Linked DNA regions of Mus musculus: region 1 is linked to region 2. A link is a loop called in an ENCODE intact Hi-C map of the cell type or tissue named here. Cell type or tissue: left cerebral cortex. All regions are shown on one strand. Each heading gives the region's core, and the rest is flanking DNA. Links, peaks and the distances in the headings are about the cores only. Region 1 has its middle 14 kb from the start of Musk. Region 2 has its middle 23 kb from the start of Mir3095.

Region 1 (12,723 bases), core at 2,059-10,058, 150 kb before region 2:
TATTGACTACTGACAAGTTTATTGTGCATTAGTACTAATACATTAGTGGATCTGCCCTCCTTAGCAAGGTGGACAGGTTTGAGAATTATTGTAAACATAGTGTCCCTGGGAATTGAGAAAGTGTTGGACAAATCATTTATTATATCTCTGTGAACAAAAAATATAGGTGATCTATAATAAGTAAGCAGAAATAACACCTCTCATTACTCCCTATAAGCTATTGGCACACTTGTTTGTGTCGGATGCTCCAGCCTACAGAAAACACCCATCAGGATCTTCTGTTCTAGTTTCCTGTGCTGAAGAATTCTCCCCATTCGTGACCTTACATCTGAGCCAGTCTGACGCGCCCCTTCCCACACGCACATCTTTTATTTGGCTCTTTTTCTTTACCCTGGGCCTCGGACCTACTGGTCATTACAGTTTGCTCTCTCACCTGCACTCCTGACTGTAGCTCCTATTCTGTCTTTGACAGCATCCATGAACTGTGAATTAAAGATGGTCCAGTAACAAGGCCCAGCAAAAAGATAAACAATGAAGCTTATGCTCAACTGTGCTGAGGGGCGTTAGTGGTACCCATGCAAGGGTTAAATTATGTCAGCCTTCCACAGGATTCCTGCTTCTTCCCCACTTTTCTTCTCAATCCTTTTCGTTTGGTTTTGATACATACTGGCTTCCTCTGTACTCTACGTGTACGAGTTGATCAGCAGATGGCGCCGCCAACCTGAAGGAACCCTAGTTGGCCGCATAAAATTCAGAAATAATACATTTAAAATGATTAACAGTTGGCTATTTTCATTCCAAATATGGGTGGTAAAAATTGAGGAAATGAAGTATAATTTGATAAGAAACCAATAGCAACATGTTTATATTGCCAATTTTCATGTAAATGCATTTGATGAGAAGAGAACCCAGAGAAGCTTATTAGGTTTTCAAAAAAAACACTCTATTATCAACAGATCACCGTGTAATTACATCTTCCTCAGCAACGTGACTTACTAGGTCTGTATAAATATATCATAATTTAGCCAAGAAATGACATGTTAACAGGAAACGTAGGTTGCTTCTAATATCTTATATTCATAAATAGCACTTCCTGAACTCCTTCTGGTAATTCCCTAGTTGTGAGGAACATATTTCATATTTATAGGATATGCTCTGAAAACTTAAGGAATTATTTCAAAATGATTACAGAAAAGGACCTGGAAACTTGTACGTTTGAGAGTGATTGAAATTTTCAATCTTTTCATCAACTTAGAGGGTTTTCTTCATGTTCCCCACCTTTTCCAAAAGTCTCTCAGGCCTATAACCCCATGTATTACGACTTTATGGGGTATAGATTAAAAATAACACCATAACTTGGGCACCAAGCATCACAATGTGTACCTAAGGTGACTAATTCATAATAGTAAAAATAAAGATGGAAATCTGCAGATCTGTGTATTACAGAGTCCTGAATACGGGGTTGGTTGGTTGGTTGGCCTAACAGTATTGACTCTCTAAGTAGGCCAGGCATGGCGGGGCTCACCTTTAATCCCAGCACTCAAGAGGCAGAGGCAGTTAGATCTCTGTGAGTTCCAGGGCAGCCTGGTCTCCATGAGAAGTTCAGGTCAGCCAGGGCTGTGTAGTAAGGCCCTGTTGCAAACAAATATTTCTACTATCTCCGCCTATAAATGAGGCCCTGTTCATGCCATTGATAACAATAATTATCATTAGAACACTTAGTTTTCTAATTTTAGTTTTTAAAGGTGAATCAGGTCAATTGATGTCCCATTTAGCTTGTGTCCTCTGGATCCGAGTGTCCCTCTGGGATAAAGGAGGTTGGTAGAGCAGTCACAGAGCTAAGCATGTCCCCTTACACCACCTCCTTCCTGGCAAAACAAACTTGTCAACCATCCCCAGCCCACTTTCTACCGTCCTCGTACCACATTCATGGGCTCATGCGAATACTGGAATCCCAGTAAACAACTGGACCCTGACCTCACCTAAGACCTTGGTCCTCACTTCAGGCTCCCTAAGAAGGTTCTGACGCCTGCTGCACTACATACGCAGAGAGACAGAGAGTGGTACCCACAGGTCATGCTGCATATTTCAGAGACATTTACTTACGCCACCTGAGAAATGGAATTTAGGCACGTGCACAGCTGTGCTCTAAATCCCCATGGGGCACAGCTGGCTTAGGTCTACAGGCCTCCTGACAGCTCTCTTGGCTGTTCCCATGCAGCTAGCTAATAGCGACCAGGACAGGTGCAGGACTCCAGCCTTTCAAAGTTTCACTTCTTTTATCAGCAGCGCTGATTTTGTAAAGTATGAAGGTTACCAACCCATTCCTACCCAAATTTCCTGGTAACCCAGTAGGGTGTCCTAGGGACCCAGGTGTTCCTAATAAAACTTTGACACATCTGGATAGGACCGAGCCCTCAGGCTGTACTAGACCCTGCCAATCAAGCACACAGGCACCCTACAGGACCTGCCAGGAAGACTGGGGGCTATGAGTGCTTTGGGTTTAACTTCCTTGTCAAGATGAAACTAAAGAACATTGGAAATAAGGCATTCCTCTAGTCACTAGTAGTTGGTCAGTGCCAGGCTCCTTGTCACAGAAGTAGCTCTTCATTGTGCTTCATATCCCAAAGTGCAACAACCCGAAGAAACCTCATTTCCATAGTGAGGGTCAGTATTTGCTGCTTTCTGAGCTCTGAGAAAGAGATTTCCTGTCACTCTATAGTTTTCCTACCCTCTGTTCTTCCTGTTAAAACAGTCTTTCTCCATTTTCTTTTTTAAAAAGTTACTTTAAATAAGCTTTTTGTGCACTGTAGTGAGTAGCCAGTTATAAGCCCTGTAACAAATATTTATCCTTAAATTCTGTTAGAAACCAGGGCTATCTCATTCCTGATGTTTATGTCTGAGCTTTATTTGCACACAAATCCTGGTTATTCTCTCACCCTGCTATCATGAGAGAAACACTGTAATCCTATTGAAGTGTTTGGGACTGGAGTGTCTGTTTATGTGTCTCTGGTACATACATGAGATATCACATATCCTGCTTATTATTTTGCCCAAGTTCTGTTTTGCAAGTTACCATAGACATCAGTTTTTAATCCAGTAAGAACAGTGTGATATGCAAAAGTGTGTTATCATACAATGCCAAGTTCAACTGTCAAGTTTCAAACAAATGTTTACATCAATCTTCTGCGGCAAACCTTCATTACTTGATGTGTGGGGGAGTTAAACGTCCATCTGGGTATGAGTTAGAAGTCTACTTACTGCCTGTGAGTCAGGCATGGACTAGGCTGTGGATTGTGCCATCAGCTGGCCTGCTGCATGACACAGAATTGTCTCCACCAGCCACAAATTACATCTGTCTATGCCTCTATTTGTTAGACAATCTGGCACCAGGGACAGCTGAGAAGAAAGATTTTAAAACAGCTCATTTGATTGATGTGTTTAAAGCTATCTCTAAATCCAAATAAAAAGCTAGGTGCTATCAAGAACACATAAATCAAACATGACCCTCTTTGAGCCCTGACAGGGTCTGGCTAAGGCCACGTGACACCCACGTGTGCAAGCTACAATTGACTTACATTCAATGTTAGACCAACCAACCAACCCACCCACCCCATATTAAGGACTCAGAGGCCTTGGCTTGTACTGCACCATAAAATAGGTCACATTTTAAAGTTGGCTCAGCTGTGAGATGTAGTGCAAGGCCCAGCATGTAAGCCATGATGAGACCAAACTCAATGGTGGAGCTTAAGATTTCTGTGAAGTCTCAGTTAAAAATGCAAAACATGGTTGATGCCCAGGAGGCTGTTGGGAGATCACCTGGGACCAATGAGTGGGCACAATACATGGTGTTATAAAATAATGATACTTGGTAGCTAAATGCCAATCACTTGAACTTCACATTGGGAGAACCCAGTGCTGGGCCGTGAGGAGTTATGGTAACAACTTTTTATGCCTATGAAAACTCTGTTTGTGGGACAGTACAAAGTACAGCATCAGGTAGAGCTCAAATCAAAACAACCCCCCCAAAACGCCCCTTTTGTTGCCTGTCATTCTCACTGTCAACAACCAACACCAGCTCTATCTAATGTATGCTATGAGGAATTTTCTAGAAGAGTGTGAAGCTCTAGAAATCAACCACAAGCCTAAATACGTAAACTAGAAATCTGAGTGAAAAACAAGGTCATGGCTGGGAGGCACTTTTTCAAGTTCAGCCCAGGAGCTGCTGGACCCTGTGACTTCCTGTCACCATGGCTGATCCTTCAGACTCTGCTGCTGCTGCCATGCGCCATGATGAATGAACCCTAAAGCAACATTTTGCTTTGTTTTTGCATGAAGAATCTCATTGGCTCATCCTGGTCATGTGATCATGCGATATGCTTTAGTTACATGGAAAGTAGAATCTGGAAGCTGCAGCATCATTAATGATAGACAGGGTCTTGATGCCATAGCAGGTCCTGAAAGTGGAAGGGTGAAGGGCCTGGAGACTTAGGAGCAAAACTACATGTCTGTGCACACACACACACACACACACACACACACACAACACACTATAGCAGTGGTGAATTTCTGCATTAGAAACTTTAGATTTTTGTTTACTTATTTACACATAATTAAAAACTTGCTTCTATCTTTTCTAATTTGTTGTTGTTGTTGTTGTTGGAGATTGAACCCAGAAGTTTATACATATTAGGCAGGTGTTCCACTCCTGAGATGATATCATGAGGTCTGAGAATAACCCATGAGGCATGCAAAGTGATTCTGTCTGTTCCTTTTAATTTTTTTCCTTTGCACCCTTCGGCATATAGCTTTCACTTGGCAGCCACAAAAAGGCACAAAATGAAAGAAAAATCATGCAAGAATAGCTCTCATATCCCTGCATCCTATGGAATCCACTTCCTGGGATTCTTCCCCAAATACTCCTTTTCCTGACCTCCTATGTGCCTAGTTGACTTCTCAGCTCAAACGCCAATCTGTGTGAGCATCCTCAGACTCCCATGTGTTCTCAGCACACCTCTCTGACACTGTCCTCTCTCCCCTCTTCCCTCCTTACAACCTGCCTATTACTTCCCAGACAAGGTCTCATGGACCTCAGGATTGCCTCAAACGTATTAGGAAGCCAAGGATGCCTTTGAACTTCTGATCCTCCTGTTTCCACCTCCTGTTGCTAGGATTGCGCATGTGCCCCACTGTGCCCTGTTTCTGTAAAGCTGAATAAAGAAGGTAGATTTTTAAGTATTCTAGATGAGCCTTCCATCAGCTGACCTATGCCCTTGTGTTCTGGTCTTTTTCTGGTGCTGTGGTTATAACTCATGATCTTGGCCAGGCAAGCATTCTACCACTGAATCCCCAAGCCCTGCACTCAGTATTAATTGTTGATATCATTACTCTTCTCCTTGGCCAAGCTGCAAGTTTCTTGCTCAGAGACTTGCCCATTGCTGTAACCCCAGAGTTAAGTTCAGTTACTTGAGTAAATGCTCCTGTTTAGAAAGAAGGTGGGAAAGACACATAATGGGTTTTTCTTGCACTCCTTACATTTTTTTTTCAAATTTGAGACATTTATGACCTGTCTTGCTTTGTTCTCCCAACTTAGAGAAGATGATAAGAAAAAAAAGAACCAAATTTAATAGAGCCCCTGATGATTTTTATCTCTGTAATATTAAAAGTTAACCAGCTGCTCATAAACAATTAATAATAGAAAACAGTAATACAAATGTATCTTTTCATGAGAGTCACCAGATAATACCCGCTTGTTAATAATGTGGCATTCTGTACTGGCAGAAAAATGAATTGTTGACTGTGAAAATACCACTCAGTCATATCACTGTGCCTAAACAATATACAATCTCATCTTTCATGGCTCTCAGCTGCGTCCTGCTTGGAAGACATTTTAGACACGAGCCAATGTTCTACACATAACAAATGCTCAGGAAAGACACATGGAATTCCAGTCGGACGGAGCTTGCCCTACTGCAAAGGGCACATAAATGAATAAATACAAGGAAATCCCCTCCGAGGTGCACACACACACACACACACACACACACACACACACACACACACAGAGGCACGCACACAAGCCTCACAACAGCTGGGACATATTATAAGTTGGAGGACTTTTGTTAGTTCAGATGTTTCAGGTCTGCTTAGGCACTCTGGAGAAGAAGTAAATATTATGAGTAAGTTCATTTCCATGCTGGCTGTGGGGACATGCCAGCACGGTTTACTACAGTTTTATAATAAAACAGTCTCATAAAGGAACACCAGCATTAGTCACTCAGCACATGACTGCCAAGGCAAGATGGTCTCTGTTTTCTTCCCCGAATACTCCGAACATGATTTCATTCAGACTGTCTTCCAAATGGATTCTCTTTACACTAAACCCCATCAATATAATCAAGGAGTGCGTGCTCACTAAATCGATTATCAGTTTAAAGACATCATTCTTTTAAAGGAAATATGACCCATTTCTAGAGCTGCACATGGAAAAGTGAGGGTGGTCAAGACAGAATCATTTGGAGCATTGAAGGGAAGGCTGGTGGAAACTGGGAAGGAACAATGCAGAAGCTAGACCATTGCAGTGAGCAGACTTCACAAGAAGACAACGTACTCGAGATTGCTATAACATGGATTTACTAAGTTGCAAGGAGGAAGGACTCTCCTAACAAACACAAGCAGCAAAGGCTTGCTCAGTCAGCGCATTCTTCTTATTGTCAAGCTGAATGGAAAGCAAATATCCGTCCCTAAAAGCAGATGTAGTGAATATAAAGTCAGAAGAGGGGGACACAGAGAAATTGATCTTTAATGACCCGGGGCTAAGATAGATCTCACTGTGAAAGCTTGTCAAAGGATTAGAAAACACTCGGCCATGCTCTTCTCAGAACCTCCTACATTCTTCCCCAGGTTTTCATCGACTTAGGCTAATCCATCAACTCTTAGCTTAATTATCACTCTCCCAGAGCAACCTTTGCTGGTTGTCGTATCTCAGGAAGGGAGCCTTCAGAGCACCCCAGAGCACCCTGTAATTTCTCTTTATAGCTATTATCTCAACTTGCGCTTCCGTATTTAATCCTTGCTCTTCCTACTGAACCCTCAAAGAGAGCAGGCACCGTGCTTGTTTTGAGCACCACCGGACTCCTAGGACCCAGCACAGTGCCCGGCACATTTGTAAGCACACAACAAATATCTGTTGCATGACTGAGAGAATCCACGGGTAAGGGCTGAGAGCATTGGTGTTAGGTCCAGGTTTTCTTGACTGAAAGAAACTCAGTCCTTTCATCTGTGAAGTGAGGAGGTGTTAGCCCCTGTCTTCTAGCATTCTTTTCAGGATGAACTATATGAGTGGGTGAAAAACACTTGATGAAGAGACCAATAGAGCATATTAACACCATCCTACTAATGATAAATTTAAGAGAAATCAGAAGCCCAGTTGAAAAATAAATCTCAATTACCCTGGGAGATTCCTTGGCTGGGTACCATCAGTACTAACCTCTGAAGATATTTACCCATGTTTTCATGGTTTAGTAGAATTTTATAACACAATTTAATTAGATATGGGACTATATTAAAAAGTTTGTACCGAATTCTTTCCAGTTTAGAATCGACTAGGTCTACATGTCATAATGTTATGTACTCAATCATTATGTGTGGACCTAGTTTTGATGGCAACTGTCTATGGTAGACCTAAATATAGAACTCAGGTCTTTGGGTATCCAGGGCAAATTCTATATTGCTAAACTATTTCCCCAGCCCTGATGTCAACTGTATCACTTTTACTTCCACTCTCTCAGTAGGAACATATCTGCATTATACAAAGAACAGATCATCCAATTTAGAAAGAGGACTGACTGATCAGAAGGTTCAGAAGACAAACAGGCTTGCTGTCAAACCAAACAGCCTGAGTTCAATGTGTAGGACCTGTGTGGTAGAAAGAAAGAATGTTGTCCTTCAAACTCTGCACATGCACCATTACACACACACACACACATACACACACCACACAGACACACACACACACACACAAACCACACACCCCTCAGATACACACACACATACACAACACACACACACACCCCTCAGACACACACACCACAGACACGGACACAGCCACACACACACCACAGACACACACACACAACACACACACACACACCACAGACACACACACAACACACACACACACACCTCAGACACACACACACATACACAATACACACACACCCCTCAGACACACACACACACACCACAGACACACACACACAACACATACACACATACAACACACACACACACACCCCTCAGACACACACACACACACACCCCTCAGACACAGACACACATACACAACACACACACCCCTCAGACACACACACACACACACCCCTCAGACACAGACACACATACACAACACACACACCCCTCAGACACACACACACAACACACACACACACCCCTCAGACACACACACACCTCAGACACACACACACACACACACAAAACATAGGCACAGACACACACTCAAATGTAATAAAAATATGGAAAAGAAAAACAATCAACATTCCCACCTCCTTAACCACACAGGTAATCATCATAATTGTCTTACAAGTTTTAGGACATAGATTGTGAGTGAAAAGACTTGAACTTATATTTATGTTATAAATGAAACTCTCCATGGTTATTAAGGGTCTCTGGTTCATTCAGTCAACATTTACTAATGTCAAACACACACCAGGCATCAAGCATACTTCATAAAAGGTTAAATTTCACATTAAGGACAAAATAGTGCAGGTTCTTTCTTCAACAATTAATGTATCATCAATAAAACTATCAATATAGTATGGTAGAATCCGTGTGAGTAGAATTCATGTGGTAGAATACTGGAGAAAATACCTGAAAGGAAATTTGGAAACATACACACAGGGCCTCATAAATACAGACTTTGACTGAGTAACTAAATTCTATATTTACCTGCAGGTTTTAATTAGAAGATGAGTTAAAAATAAATAAGTCAGATATTGGCAGTTTTATTTCTCACAGTTAAATTGCAAAACTTAAACCGAATGAGTGCACAGATGATGCTATATCTGTTTATTAAAAGAAAATTTGTAATCATCAATGAGAATAAAAATATACATGAGAATGTATATAGGGTACTTTAAATATTATTGGACATATATTTTCTACATGTCATATGAAATATATATATATATCATATATGTATATATACACACACACATATATATAATATTACCTAAGTTATGGCCATACTTAAACATACTTAAAACATGGTAACTTAAATCATTGTTTTTTTTTTCTTGTTATTTTAAAATCTGAAACATATTTTTCAAAAGGAAAATATGAGAGAATAAAAAAAAATTGACTAAATGTCACATTAGCTTAGTGCAGTCTCCAAGTATTTCTTAATCCAGAAAAATGCAGCCAATCATGATTTCACCTGGCTGATGCCAAAACAGTTACTTCACTCATAAACAGACATCCACAGAAATTATCATTCTGAGTATGTAGGATAATTGTACATAGAGTGCTATGATCATAACTCAGAATTTCCATGACTTTCTGTAGTCCTCAGTTCACTCTGGCCCTTCCCTGGGCTAACCTAATACAACCTCCAGTCTGGCTCGTGGGCTACACACTGGGACTTTGAACAAAGGCCAGGAGTGAGGTTGGTTTGCAGACCTTAATCCGACTCATTACCAGGGCACTACAAAAGCAAGTCATATCTGTGGCTTTATATTTTAATTGAATTGATCTCCAGAGAGCGTCAGAGTTATGCCTGGGACACATTTATTTATCTTTGCATCAGCTCGAAGAGATTGTTGCAAAAAATAGACTGTGAATAATTTGACCGTGTCATGCTGATTCACTCCTGTGGTACAATTCATCTAGAACTGTCTGGCGCTGCGGAGTTTTGTAGAGGCTAAAGCAAAGGATGCTGTCCCCCTGAAATGGTGCATTTTTCTATACTAAAAGAGTCTTTCCAAGGACTCTGGATGTTAATGTTGCACACTGTTGAGCCATTATTGACTCAGCATCTTGTCAGCATTTTGCACAGTGTCAATGGATGATGCTAGACGGTGTGATGCTATTCATGGACAGAAGCGCTTTGATAATTTGTGTGCACAAACGGAAATTGTTAGCTAAAAAAGGAGATGTGGATGTATTTGGTGTTTGATCTTTCAATCATCTGGCAGTGAAGGGGGCTGGTACTTTGGGAAAACAATTTGTTCAGTTCTAATGTTTTATGGCGGTTTTGTTTTTCTAAAATGAACAGCCCGCCGATCAAATGAAGTCAGGCTGAACTTAACCAACTCAGGGTTCTCTGAAGGGCTGGTGGGAAACATTTCTAATCCATGCTTTGATTTCATGCTAGCTCTCAGATCTATGGTATGACCTAGCCTGTCAAGGTTACCAGCTATGCAGATGGATTGCCACTTCCTGCTCCTTAGCCCTCTCTTGCTCTCAGTGGTGGTTGACCAAGCTGGCCTCCTCTTCCCTCTTCAGGGACTTTTTTTTTTCCTTCTGCTCACAAGAATGAATGTGCCTGGGTTTCCTTCAACTTCCCAGTAAATTATTCCTCAATCTTTGCTTTCTTTGAGCATATACATGTATGTGTTGCTGTGGGTACACGTGTATACATGTGTACGTGGAATGTGGAGGCCTGTGGTCAGTTTCATTTGATATCATTCCACAGAAGCCAGCCACCTTGTGTATTTTGAGACAGGATCTCTCTTTGGCCTGGAACTCACTGGTTAGGCTAGGCTAGGCTATTTGGCCAGTGAGGCCCAGGTATGATCTTGTCTCTGTCTCCCCAGAGCTGAGATGACAACCATGCACTACCATGGCGCTGCTTGTGTGCGATTAAACTCGGGATCTTATGTCTACAACCAAACGCTTCTCTCATTCAAGGATTTCCAACCCTCTTTTGTCACCTTAATTTGGTTAGGATGTGACGAGACCCTCATACTGTGAGGTGATCCTCTCTGGACCCTGATTAGGCACAGACCAAACCCAGACACCAATTTCCAAGTGCAAGCACAAAGAGATCTTTTACTAGACAAGGCAAAGAGACAAGGCAGATGGATCTGACTCAGGCAGAAATAGCAGCAAGTAGCTTTGCAAGTGTTAATTTTAAGGGGGGGGGAGGGGAAGGTCTGTGTTAGAATGAACTAGGGCACATTGGTGAGTTCTCATTGGGTATTTTAACTAGATGAGTCACAACAATGAATTTTGATTGCTGGACCTTGATTTTTTGATAGTTGGACCAGAGTGACCAGTCTCAGGAATGAGTGAGTGGCCAAATAGGGAGTAGACCTTGGTGGTGAGCCTTAGGAAGGCAATCTAACGATTTAGCAAATGGACGAAGAGTAAAAAGCTAAAGACCGCCGGGGTCTGTGCTTGCAATGCTCAGGCCTCCGAGAGCCCTTCAGGATGTTAAACAGACGTCTCACATTATCAGCAAATTCCTAATTCATGATTAGGGAACACCCCTTCCCCTTCCTTCTTTCCAGTTGGGTCTCAGGCAGCCCAGGCTGGCCTTAAACTTCCTTTGTAGCCAAGGCAGAACTTGACCTTCTAACCTTTCTACCTCTCATAGGCCTTCACTACCAATCTTATTTGTATGGGTATTGGTGATTGAAACCAGTGTATCCTAGGCAAACATTATGCCAATTTAGACAGATCTCATTCAAGAACCTTTTAATTTTTAGATGTTTCCTCTTTCCAGTCCTCTGAATTCCACCACATCCATCCGATACCTAATCCGGCACAGCCTTGTCACTGTTACACCCACACGGGAGCAGTAAATATGCATATAAAATTATCTCAGAAATGACAGGGTCAGGAACATCTTTTGTATTCTGACTCTTTTTTTTTGTTTTGTTTTGTTTTTTGTTTTTTTTTTTTTTTCACAAAAAGCAAACAAAACTTTTATTGAGGCCATATTGCTAATCTGTAAAACTATTATATAGATAAGATTATATATGTATACATTATAAATATACGCATGTACACATACATACATGTACACATATACATAGATTCCTCTCACCCCACTTAATCTGTTTCATTCTTTTTTTTTTTTTAATTAGGTATTTTCCTCGTTTACATTTTCAATGCTATCCCAAAAGTCCCCCAGCTTCCAACCGCTGACACCATTGCATACACTAGCAAGATTTTGCTGAAAGGACCCAGATATAGCTGTCTCTTGTGAGACTATGCCGGGGCCTAGCAAACACAGAAGTAGATGATCACAGTCAGCTATTGGATGGATCACACGGCCCCCAATGGAGGAGCTAGAGAAATTACCCAAGGAGCTAAAGGGAACTGCAACCCTATAGGTGGAACAACAATATGAACTAACCAGTACCCCGGAGCTCTTGTCTCTAGCTGCATATGTATCAAAAGATGGCCTAGTCGGCCATCACTGCAAAGAGAGGCCCATTGGACTTGCAAACTTTATATGCCCCAGTACAGGGGAACCCCAGGGCCAAAAAGCGGGAGTGGGTGGGTAGGGGATTGGGGGTGGGTATTGGGGACTTTTGGGATAGCATTGAAAATGTAAATGAAAGGGAGTCATTATGTCTAGTTTATGCTCTAGGAAAGGGGATTGTACTGGGGCCACTGTAAAGGTTACAGACCACATTCTACTCGTCTGAGGGCAGGCTTGGCGAGGAGTGTTCTCATCCTTCTTCAGTGCTCCCTGCC
Region 2 (12,723 bases), core at 3,292-11,291:
GCAGCCTTATTTATAATAGCCAGAAGCTGGAAAGAACCCAGATGCCCCTCAACAGAAGAATGGATACAGAAAATGTGGTACATCTACACAATGGAGTACTACTCAGCTATTAAAAAGAATGAATTTATGAAATTCCTAGCCAAATGGATGGACCTGGAGGGCATCATCCTGAGTGAGGTAACACATTCACAAAGGAACTCACACAATATCTACTCACTGATAAGTGGATATTAGCCCAAAACCTAGGATACCCAAGATATAAGATACAATTTGCTAAACACATGAAACTCAAGAAAAATGAAGACTGAAATGTGGACACTATGCCCCTCCTTAGAAGTGGGAACAAAACACCCTGGGAAGGAGTTACAGAGATAAAGTTTTGAGCTGAGATGAAAGGATGGTCCATGTAGAGACTGCCATATCCAGGGATCCACCCCATAATTAGCATCCAAACGCTGACACCATTGCATACACTAGCAAGATTTTATCGAAAGGACCCAGATGTAGCTGTCTCTTGTGAGACTATGCCGGGGCCTAGCAAACACAGAAGTGGATGCTCACAGTCAGCTAATGGATGGATCACAGGGCTCCCAATGGAGGAGCTAGAGAAAGTACCCAAGGAGCTAAAGGGATCTGCAACCCTATAGGCGGAACAACATAATGAACTAACCAGTATCCCGGAGCTCTTGACTCTAGCTGCATATGTATCAAAAGATGGCCTAGTCGGCCATCACTGGAAAGAGAGGCCCATTGGACACGCAAACTTTATATGCCCCAGTACAGGGTAACGCCAGAGCCAAAAAGGGGGAGTGGGTGGGTAGGGGAGTGGGGGTGGGTGGGTATGGGGGACTTTTGGTATAGCATTGGAAATGTAAATGAGCTAAATACCTAATAAAAAATGGAAAAAAAAATTTAAAAAAAAATTAAAAATACAAAATGTGAAAAAAAGATGGCTCAACTTGAAAAGAAGTTATTTATTCTACAAATAATTATAATTTTTAAAGTCATATGTCCAAAGGTATCTATTTCTAAGAGAGAGAAAAAAATTGGCTGAAAAAAATCCTCTTAGTAAATATGAATAAAAAGACTTACTTCTAGTAGCAATAATACTTAACAATGACCAAGGAAGACAAGCAGAAGTAATTAAGAATGAAGCAAGTCTGTCCTTCTTAAGTTTGAGTTTTACTCAGTGTATCAAGTTAGTAAAAAAATAAAGTTTCTATTCAAAGGAAAATGAAAAATTGTTGTTTCTATATAGTAAACTGTATAAACAAAAAAGTCCGTTAGTAATCATTTTTAATAGCTCAAAAGGTCAATAGCCCAAGAAATTAAAAACAAGACGGGGCTGGGGAGCATAGCTCAGGCTGTTCTTCCAGAGAACCTATACTCCGTTCCCAGCACTCACCTGGAACAGTCTCTAACTCCGTCCCAAGGGCTCCAGCGCCCTCTTCTGGCCTCTGCAAGTACTAACTCATGTACGAGCCTCAAAAACCGCTAACAAAATAAAAAAATTCACCCCAAAAATGTAAAAACAAGAAGATAAATATGCGGGAAGGCAGATGTGGGAATGTGAAGGCAAGAGGTCTGGGGTTAAAGCACAAATCTATCTTTCAGGCTGAATGGGCCCCATAAACTTGAAATCAGCAAGCCTGTCTCATCTCCCAAGAATGCATACCAGTTAAAATTCCTTACATTCTTTTCCCTTGCCTATTATGCCTGGAAAAATACTTGAAGCCACAATGCTGGATGGAGAAATCATTTTTGTGCGTCAATATGCCAGTATTTTCTCTGGAAGGAAGAGGGGATGGTTTTCGTAGATCCTCGAGTTATGGTGATTTGACATTTTTAGTTATAAGATTTATTGTTAATACAGAAAAAGGAAAATCTTTTGCAAAAGAACATTGGAAAAACTAAGCCACTTTTATGCACTCCCCTCTTCCTTGACCTACTTGTTAAAACTTCCTGTTTGTGAAATAAACAAGAGAGTCCCTGGAGTGCTTTGAAGTCTGTGGCTTTGAGGAAATGACTGAGTAGCCCTGTCAGAATATCTCTCGGGCCACTCAAGTCCCTGGGGGCCTGTCCTCAAGGGAATCTTCTGCCTTTTGAGCCAAGAGCTCATGTGCCTCCATTCAGCAAGGGATTATCAGCATCCCAAGAACTTGGCCCTAACATACTCACTGTTAATTTGACAAATTGTGCACTTACACATCTTTCTTAGCCTCTGCCACACTGCGGCTTTAGCGGCTAAGATGCCCGCGTATTGATTGATCTTTAGAACTAGACTAGCTTCTGGGGTGCTCCACAGAAGAACGGACTGAGAGTCAGAAACCTTGGCCTGAGTCTCAAATGACCCACATAGACATCAATGTGTGATCTTGGCCAAGCCATCATTCCATTAATACTCTATAGTCACCCTCATCAATGTCCCAAACCATCTGCTGTTTATCAAACGCCATGGCCTTTTTTTAACAGCCTTATTGACTACTATCTGGAGTCTTCCTCCTTAACCTTCATAGGATACCTTTTAGGCGTTCCTACCACATGCCAGAGAGTGTTATGACAGCTTCATGCATGTATATAATATATTCTGATCATATACAATCCACTACTCTCTCCTATTCCCTTCCCTCTCCTTCCCATACAGTTCCCCTCCTGCTTTCATGAGTTTATATTTGTGACCCACTGTCACTGGGTCCTTAACCATAGCCACTAGTCCACCTGTGGCATTTAGCATCTGCATCCAGAGCTGTTATTTAGGCTTATACATCGCTTTCCCTGCATAGCCTCAGCCAAAGCCACACTCAAATCCCAGGCATTCATCCTCAGACTCAGACTCCAGACGGTATATTCCGTCTAACGATGCCCAGAAATGTCACCTCAACAGGCCCCAGGTTCAATTACACAACAGTGACCCACCCCCACCCCACCATGTCTCCTCACACTTTCCAAACCTGGAAATCATACTGATTGCTTGGGTAAAGCTGATGTTACTAGTTTACCGATGACGGTTTAAGTAGCAATTTTGAGAAGCAAAAATACTTTTTGGAACTTCAACAACTAGATCAGGTCATGCAGATTCTACCTTATTTGGTTCCCTTGTTCTTGGCTATTCTTGTCTCCATTTCCCTAATTCAAGAGTGCCAAACTCTTCTTCTCCAGCCCCTTCTACCCTCTGAACTAATTGCCTTCAGACCTTGCCAGACTTGACAACTTCCATCACATACTCCTCCCACAGTGGCCTTTTGTCAAAGGCAAGTCTGGGAGTCTCATATGGATCTCCATGTCTATACGGTTATTTAAACAGAAGAGCTTCTGTTTGTGCACAAGACCCTTTGTGATCTGGCTTCAACCTGTCCCTACACTGTCACCTCCAGGCTTCCTCCCATATACCCTGCTCTCTGCTTAGGTCCTTCATTTCCCCACAACACAACACGCTGACCCATGTATCCTTTCCTTCCTGGTACCTGCTCCTCCTGCTGATGGAATGCTGTTCTAAACCCCAGCGTGTTTTGTTGTGTTTGTTTGTAAGTTTTCTCATCCTCCTAGGATTTAGTTCCCTGGCTCTTCTGATAAGCCATCCCTTTATCCCCGGTGTGATAGATTGTGACCACAGCTATTCACAGCTTTCTGCATTTACATTTTTTAAAATTTCTATCTTTAAATTTCTATCTTTAATTGTGTATATCTGTGTGGGATTGGTTCTGTGTGTGCAGGTGGGTGCAAATGCCAGAAGAGGCCAGAAGAGGTCATCAGAGCACCTGGAGATAGAGTTACAAGTGGCTGTGAGCTGACCAACATGGGTGTTGGGATCCATGCTCAGACCCTCTGCATAAGCAGTACTAGCTCTTAAGTGATGCGCCATCTTCCCAGCCCTTGCATTTACGTTGTGCTGGGGCCTCACTATAATCAAAGTATACTTCAGCACACCTTCACTTCGCAGCTGGCTGGTGCCTTACTGCTTCATAACAACTCAGGAGCAGATATGATAATAAACCAGCTCCAAGCCCCGTTAGACAAACTGACAACATAGTTATGAAAAGAATGGGTCTGAGTTTATCCCATAAAAAGAAAGAGATAGACCTGGACCAGATCCTCTCCAGTGAGTTGACCTGAGTCAAGCTTCACTCCTTTGACCTGATGTGAATGCTCACTGTTATATGAAATTGAGATAGATGTTTTCAGTTTAGTGTAGCAATAGCTTTGCTTATCTTTTAGTGGCTACTCTTGCTGTGATGAAACACCATGACCAAAAGCAGTTGGGGAGGAAAGGGTTTATTTGTTTCCATGTCCTGAATCACATACAGCTCACTGAGAGACAGCAAAACAGGAACTCAAACTCAGTAAAAACCCAAAGGCAGGAGCTGATGCAGAGGCCATGGAATGATGCTACTTACTGTCTTGCTCACCATGACTTGCTCAGTGTGTTTCTAATAAAACCCAGGACCACAGCTCAGGTATATATCCCCACCCAAAATGGGCTGGCTCCCTGCAATCAATCACTAATTAAGAAAATGTCCTACAGGCTTGCTTGCCTACTGGCTAGTCTTAGGAAGGCGTTTTCTGAGTTGAGGTTCCATTCTCTCAGATGACTTTAGCTTGTGTCAAGGACAGCTGGCATATCAGCTGTGGCTTCTCCCCTGTCCTCTCACATGTTTCCATTCCACATCCTCCAAGAAAAGAAAGACGGCAATGCTGGCACCTTGGTCTTCTGTAGTTCCTATCGAGCTTATCTCAAACTCCAGGCAGTGAACTGAATCTTGCACACTGAGCTAGTTCTTTAAAAGGGAAAAACTGAGACTGGAAATACAGCTCAGGGGAGAGCTTGCATGGCTCTTAGCCCCTGAGTTTGGATCCTCAGCACAATGTCTGCTGGAGAAGAGAGGGATCGCCTAGGCTTGCTGACTTATAGGCAAGTTCAAAGTTCAATGAGAGACTCTGTTTCAAGGCACACAGGTGGGTATGCATCACACACAGAGGCGCATGTGTGCACAGAGAGAGAGAGACAGAGACAGAGAGACAGAGAGATAGAGACAGACAGAGACAGACACAGATAGAGAGACAGTGGCAGAGACAGAGAGATACAGAAACAGAGAGAGACAAAGAGACAGAGAACTACCCTGCCTATCATGCAACATTTCTCTCAGATAAATGGAAGCTTGAGCCTTTTTCTTTAAGGAGTAAACTCTCTAACCCAAACAATTTTATCTTCTATGTTTTCAAGTACATATATTTTACACAACTTTTATTTACAGACATGAAATCATGGGAAGAAACATCTGATTGTCTAACTAACTTTAACCTTGGCTAGTCACAGAGATCGACTCTTTTGAATTAGGAACACCTTGAAAATGCTTACAAGTGAAAACTCATTAACTTCTCAATGCTTTTGTGCAAGTGTTTCTGTGCCATGAGCAAAGGTTTGAGAATTAGCCTACCAGAGGTTCAGTTTCCAGAAAATTACATCTTATAAAACTGATTGTAGGCCAGGATTTGTCAGTGAGAGGAGAAATCTGAAAGACGTGGTCTTGGGAAGATGCCAGCGTTAAAAGACTCACTCACATTCCACCCTCACTGCCAAACCCAAAGGAACAGGCAGGGGAAGTCTGGTTTAAGTCCAGAGAAAGGCAATTTTGGTAGCCAATTCTCACACTCGGGAAAAGGTTTGCTGGAGCTGTTTAGAGTTGTCCAACCTTGAGCATGGACAAGGAACAGTCATACTGGTAAGATTTGGACAACCTCTGTTGTCCACGCTTACACATGGTGATGGAGAATTTTGCATCTAATTTCTTTGTGTTTTATAGACAAGTGGCAAGCTTTGTGATGCTACAGGGACACTCAGAGGGATGACTGTGGTCAGGACAAAGCTCTCTTGGGGACATGCTTATCCGATAACATTCTATGAAAGCTATAAAGGCAAGATTACTTATATACTATTTATATTTATACAAAATGCTTGCCCAAAGTGATTGTTATGTAAGTGAGATAGATTTTAATTTTTCCTACTTTTCATATCTTTAAAGTTTTTAAAACATATATAATTACATCATTCTCCCTTTATCTTTCCTTTGTCCAGCCCTCTCCATGTGTTCCTAACTTCATCTCAAATTCTTGGCCTCTTTTTCTTTAATTGTTATTGTTCCATATATATTGCATAAATATACAAATGAAGCCTATTGAGTTTATTTAGTATTACTTGTGTTATATGATTTCAGGGCTGACCACTTGGCACTGGTTAGTCAATTACTTTCCATTTCTTAATATATTTCATTAAAAAATTGCAGCTTTACTATGAAAATGGTAACTATCTCATACAAAACAATATCTGCACATCAAAGCTTGAAATCAATGAAGACTGTTTTCCCAGCAATCATTGAACCCAAACCAAGCAGTGAAGAAAAAAACAATCAAACAAACAAAAGCCTTACTGGACAATCTCAGGGGGGATAGTGACCCCTTCCAGGCAGCCATGGCCTCTTCGCCAAACCAGGCTGAAGATAAAAGAATCTCCTTCTCTGGCTCCAGATCTCTAAACTCCATGGAGACCAGTGTTCTTCTGGTGCAGATTCACTGAAAAGACTTCTGTTTCTTGTACCTATATGCCAGAAATGTGTTTCTAACCTTTTTTTTTTTTCTCAATTAAACAAGAAGCTATATATTATACACAATCCTTTGCTGAAGACCTTAAAATATTTCATCAACAAATCCTCCTTATTTTTAAATTTATTTTTTATTATTATTTTTATCCATGTGCATGCATGTACGCCCTCACTAATATATATGTGTGTAATGTATGTACAGAAGCCCATGAGGCTCACTGGATCCTCTGGACCTGGGGTTACAGGTGGTTGTGAGCCAACATGTGGGAGCTGAGAACCAAACACTGGTCTTCAGCAACAACAACAGCAAACAGTACCTGGTTCAAAGCCTTCCTCATGAGTTACCATGAACTAACTTCCTATGGATCCCTGCCTCCCATCCTCCCAAAGCAAATTAGGAAAAAAGTCTTCTCTTAGGTGAAATGGTGAATGTTTTACATAGATTAATAAGGGTTGTTGTTGTTAAGTTTCCCTGTTCCTCTAGCCACCATACACAAATACACACACACATACACAGATACACAAGCACACAGAGAGAGAGCGAAAGAGAGAGAGAGAGAGAGAGAGAGAGAGAGAGAGAGAGAGAGAGAGAGAGAGAGAGGGAGAGAGAGAGAGAGACTCTTAGACAAGCAGAGAACCTAGAAACTCATATACAGTCTTCCTTCCTGCTGTCTTCTATAGGAGCTATCTGTCACTGCCTTTGTGACTCTGTTTCCGGGGAACTTCAAAGTGGGCAACCTCTTTCCTAAACTTAAGGCTGAGGGATGGACAAATTCCTGATAAGCGATTTAATGTTTGACTGGCTGTCACGTCAGGAGGTCTGATTTGGGGCACTAAGTTGTGTTCCTAGGGACCTTCTGGTTGCAATTACCACTAGATGTCCCCCTTCTCCTCAACCTAAACCACAAAGGAGCCTCTATCTCATACTCCTGCCACAGCAGGGCAGGTGAGCACGGGGTGGGCAAAGCCTCCCTCGGGCAGTAAGCACTTTCAATATTACCCACCAGCATGAATAGCCTTGGAAAAGTCCACCAGTATCTTGCACTTCTGAAGCATAAATGTTTTCCTTTGGTCCTGCCCCATTATCAAGTCCATCATTTCATCGGGGCAGTACATACTGAACCCAGCAAAGCTTTTCATATGGACTCTTTTTTTTTTTATATTCCTTAACTCTCTTCTTCTTCCCTCATAGACTTGAAGGGTCTCTTGAGCCAACCAAATCCTGGAGAGAAGTCTTTGAACCTTCAGTTTTTACTCAGTAGCTTCTTGGACCATGTGCCTGTACAACATATAAAGAAGTCAGATTAATATTATAACAGATCATAGATTAGCCTGAGATCAATCCCTTCCCATGTTGGTAGAAGGCACAGAAAAGTCAGCCATCACTTCATTCGCAGGAAGTTCTACTGAGAGACCCATCCAAGCTTCTCATCATCTGTGAGAGACCAAGTGTCTCTCTATCTGTGATCTCGATTTTCCTTATCCATTTCTGTGGTGCATGCTGACTTCACCGCTCCTTTCCTGTTAGGCTATGAACAGTGATGCCCAAAACTTCTGATGGTAATTTGCCAGTACTAATATATCCACAGTCTGATAAACTACAAGTCCATGTATGGGTACCAAGGGGGAAGGGAGATACAACTAACTTTTTCCAACAAAGGCAGGTGGGAACCTTAAACTAGCCAAGGCAGGGCAAACTCAACTCTCATTGGCTGAAAAACCTTTTAAGGATGAAATTTTGTAGCCAAAGTTCTGTGTGTACCCAAGAATGTTCCAAGAATGTAACACTATCACAATTACCAAATTTAAAAGATAAAGAAGACAGGAATGATCGAAGAGATATATTTCTAGAAGTCCTGTGGTGAAATGCTTAGAGAGCCACATAGGGAAAAAAATGTAAACATGGTTCCTTAAGGCACCTCTGAGTATGAGTCTGGCTGCCTCCTCCAGCTTCAGCAGACCATGAAAAGGAAGAGACAACATTATATCTCTTGGATCTTAGAGGGACTAAGGGGGCTTATTTTGTCTGAAGGTGCAAAAGAAATCAAAGAAATGATCCAGAGGTGATGTGAGAGTAGCCAAACTTGAAGAATTGGGCTGAAAGCTTCTCTGTGGGTTAAAAGAGGGCTGCAGACCTTCCAGGTTGGTGGTGAAATCCGGTAATGGTTGGCTTGACTCATCTCACTGAGGCTGAAATGGAGCACAATGCTTTGGAGAGATAATATATATATATATTCAGTGTAATTTAAGAAATGCAAGTAGTACATTTCTTTGAGCTCACAGAGGTTTGCATCAAAAGGACTCACTGAGTCCTCAGCAGAAATTGTTTAAAGAAAATTAGTTATAATAACATCAAATTTTAATGTATTTTAACACCTTTTAAGGTGTTCTTAAAGATGGTGCCCTTGTTGCTATTCTATTGCTATGATGAAACACCATGACTGAGCCAACATTTAAAAGAAAGCATTTAATTGAGGGCTTGCTTACAGTCTCAGAGAATTAGTTCATGACCACTGTGGTAGAGAGGTGGGAGGCGGGCATGCAGACATGGCGCTGGGACAGTAGCTGAGAGCTCACATCGAATCTGCAAGTTGCAGGCAGGAAGGGAGTAGATTGGGCACGGTGTGAGTTTCTGAAACCTCAAAGCCTAGCCTAGTGACAACCCTTCTCCAGCAAGGTCACACCTACTCTAATAAGGCCACACCTCCTCCCAGTCCTCCTAAACAGTTCCACTAACTGGGGAGCAAGCATTCAAACACACAAGCCTGTTAGAGCCATTCTCATTCAAACCACCAGATAGCCATGTATTCTCTGTACCTTGATCAGGTATGCTCTAGCCAAAATCTCATCCAAGTATGGGGAAGTGGGCATGAAATTCCACTCCTAGCTGAGAAGTTATCAGCGGTTAATAGATGCTGGAAGGGGGAGAGTCAGTTTTCTTTAAAAGCCTGGTTCTAGCCGATACTTAACCATGCTCCTGGGGATGACCACACACCCAAGACTATAAGAGCAACACAAATGAGAACTGATGAGTTTTTAAAACAACAAGCAAGCAAAAAGCAAGGACATAAAGTTGGTTGGGTAGGGAAGAGAGTAAGGGATCTGGGAGAAGTCCGGGGCTAGAAGAGAGTAGGATCAAAATACATTGTATAACGTCTCAAAGAATTACAGAAAGAAAAATGGGGACATCAAATAAAACTAACTAGAAAGAATATTTTAAGCTTTAACATTCCTAGTGAAATAGAATACATAATGCAGAAACTTAGACTCTCTCCCAAGGAAACAATGCACTGTCAAAATGGGATACGTCATTCTGCTTTTCTCAATAGACAGCAGGAATTCTAAGACACAATCAACATGCCCAGCCTAACAAAAATGCAAATAGCTCTCCCTAACCATGTGACTGCCTGGGAGGATGGATACCAATAGAGAGAGTCATGATTTCTGAAGTCCAGAATAAAGTTGATATGCCAATGGTCCTGATTACCCTTTTTTATCAACGCATAAATACCTAGGCTGAAGATGATCGAGGCATGTCCCTTTTTTGGTTTTTCCAGACAGGGTTTCTCTGTGTAGCCCTGGCTGTCCTGGAACTCACTTTGTAGACCAGGCTGGCCTTGAACTCAGAAATCCACCTGCCTCTGCCTCCCAAGTGCTGGGATTAAAGGTGTGCGCCACCACCACCCAGCTCGAGGCATATCATAAGGTTTCTTTAAAAAAAATTATTGTTCAAAACTATACACTCAGTGGAAAACATCCATGAAAGAGGAAAGATGAAACATGTGTCGCACATTCAAATTGTCACAAAGTATAACTTCATGGGCTGGTAGGGGTAAATCATTTAGGGGAACCAAAAAAAAAAAAATTCCTTTCTAAAGAGACAACTGAAAGGGAAGATGAGATTTGAGATTTTAAAAGGAACACTGTACCAACGTCACCAACTGGCAGTGAAGTTATCTCGGAGCTCCCTGGCATATGTGAGCAAAGATTTCCATGTGAAATTAAACTGGGAAATAAGGATCAGGGAATAAATAGGCAAATTATTTTAATGAATGAAGAACAGTGGGGAAGGGGGGGTGGAAAGAAAGTCAATTGGTGAATTGGTAGCAAAATTACCAAATTTGAGACAGGAAAAACACATAGATTTACATGGACAGATGTTGAAATGTTTCTGAAAGCCATCTCTTTAAATACACAAAACTTCAAAGTAACTGGACAAATAATTTCAAGATGTCAAATTAGAAGGAAGAAAGGGAGTCACACATGCGTAATAAAGAGAAACAAAGAGTCAACCAAGTAACCATAGCATGCAAAGCCTTGCGGGGTGACAGGAAAAAGGAAACAAGTTTCTTCTGTTTGTAACACAAGTTCCCCAAGGAACGAGAAATTAAAAGTGGGCAAGCCAACGAGAAGGAGCCTCAGAAGTGCTGATGCTTAAACCAAACAAATAAGGGGGGAAAGGTTGAATAAGGGCATATTCTACCATTCACAGAACCTAAAAAAAAAAATCCATACATTCATAAATAAGTTGCTTCAAATTAAAATTTAAAAAAAAAGCCACGATCAACCTATAGAAATAGACAAAGGCTATGCAAAGAAAAGACAATGGACAATGTCTGAAAGAAAAAAAGTCACCAGTGTCATCAAAAGAAACTAAAAGTAAAAGTGAGAAATAAATATATGCCAATTTGGCAACAATCAAAGAATTGCTTTCTGATTAGTACGAAGGAAGGGGGAGCACTGACTTTCGCAGAACTGGAAATTCCGAAGGGCAGCCAAAAACACTAGCATGTCACTTCTGCTCTGATACACTGCTATAAACTAACGCAGTAAGCCAGGGTTGTACTCTGTGACTGGTATTTCCCCCAAACTGATATCTGCTCATTACTGGCACACATGCTTCTGTGTGGATAAGGAAACCAAAGAATGTCAGACTGAGAAAAAAGGAGGAACTGCTGTCAGCGGCAGATGGTGAGATTCTCCACACGAAGGAAGATCCTGAGGAGCGGAATCTGATGTTATTACTGGCCAACATTTTCTGTTTTTAATTATCCCTTAATTTTTATTTACATAATGGTAATTTCTTCTGGATGTTGATTGTTGCCATGTGGAGTCCTGCTCGGATGCCCTGTAGTCCAGACACTGTGATGTGATCTAAAACAGGTCTCAGTGGATTCTAGTTCTTGACCAAAAATTATGTGAATTCACTCATTTCAACTGAGGCCAGATTATTTCTGTTAGAGGGAAATTCCTGTAGTTCCTACTCTCTAGTGCAGTGCCTGTCGATTCCCAAGCCGAATTTCTTAATAATCTGATTAATTCTGAAAAAAACTTCAAATTTCCTTTTAATTAGCTTCTCATTTAACTTTGCCAAGGTAAGATTTTACTACTGCAAAACAACAAAAGTAGAAACAACAAAAAATAAAACCCTAACTGATGTTCCAAGATGACAAATTACAAATTTTGCTTAAATATTTTTATTTTTTATTTCACATAAGTGCAGTACCAGCAGAGGCCAAAGAGGATATCAACTCCCCTAGAGCTTGAGTTTCAATGGTTTGGGGCACCCCAGGTGGGTGCTGGGAAATGAACTCTCGTCTTATGGAAGAGCAGTGTATGCTCTTAACCACTGAGCCAGCTCTTCCGTCCTTTGTTTCTGGTTTTGTTTTTTATTTTAAGGATGCTTAAGATGATTATTAATCATAAACAAATGTATAAAAGAATGTTTTTCTAATATTAATAATTAGCAAAATATAATAAAAGAAATATTCTATTCATGTTTTCTTTAAAATTTAATATATTTTAATTAATATATTATATCACTTCTCCTTTTCTCCCTCCAACCCTCCCCATGTCATCTCCGCTCTCAATTTCTTGATTATTTTTCTTTATTATATTGTTCCACGTACACAGGTATATATATATGTATGTGTGTGTGTGTGTGTGTGTGTGTGTGTGTGTGTGTGTGTGTGTGTTCATCCTTATAATGACTTGATAAACCCTTGGTGTTCATCTCTATCAAGACTCCATCGATGGCTGGAGAGATGGGTGGGTAATGTGCTCCCAAGTGCACAAGCACAGGAAACTGAGTTCAACCCTAAGAACCTATGTAAAAATCCTGAGTGTG

What was found. A loop is a pair of places that touch in the nucleus more often than their neighbours do. Peaks named below come from ENCODE experiments on the same cell type or tissue, not always from the same donor. Only the 100,000 strongest peaks of a DNase experiment are listed, where the experiment ranks them.
Region 1: it touches region 2 in a loop (2.2-fold over the local background); 13 of 42 quality-filtered maps call a loop at or near these places.

Annotation. Positions count from the first base shown.
Region 1 is chr4:58,265,798-58,278,520 of GRCm38, forward strand. It overlaps the pseudogene Gm30907. Among named protein-coding and RNA genes, the nearest start is that of Musk, 14 kb to the right of the region's middle. In left cerebral cortex, for the core only: no CTCF peak of the experiment used is centred there; DNase peaks (open chromatin) are centred at 6,234 and 10,054.
Region 2 is chr4:58,411,945-58,424,667 of GRCm38, forward strand. No RefSeq gene overlaps it. Among named protein-coding and RNA genes, the nearest start is that of Mir3095, 23 kb to the right of the region's middle. In left cerebral cortex, for the core only: CTCF peaks have their summits at 3,738 (motif pointing right) and 7,474; DNase peaks (open chromatin) are centred at 5,560 and 7,474.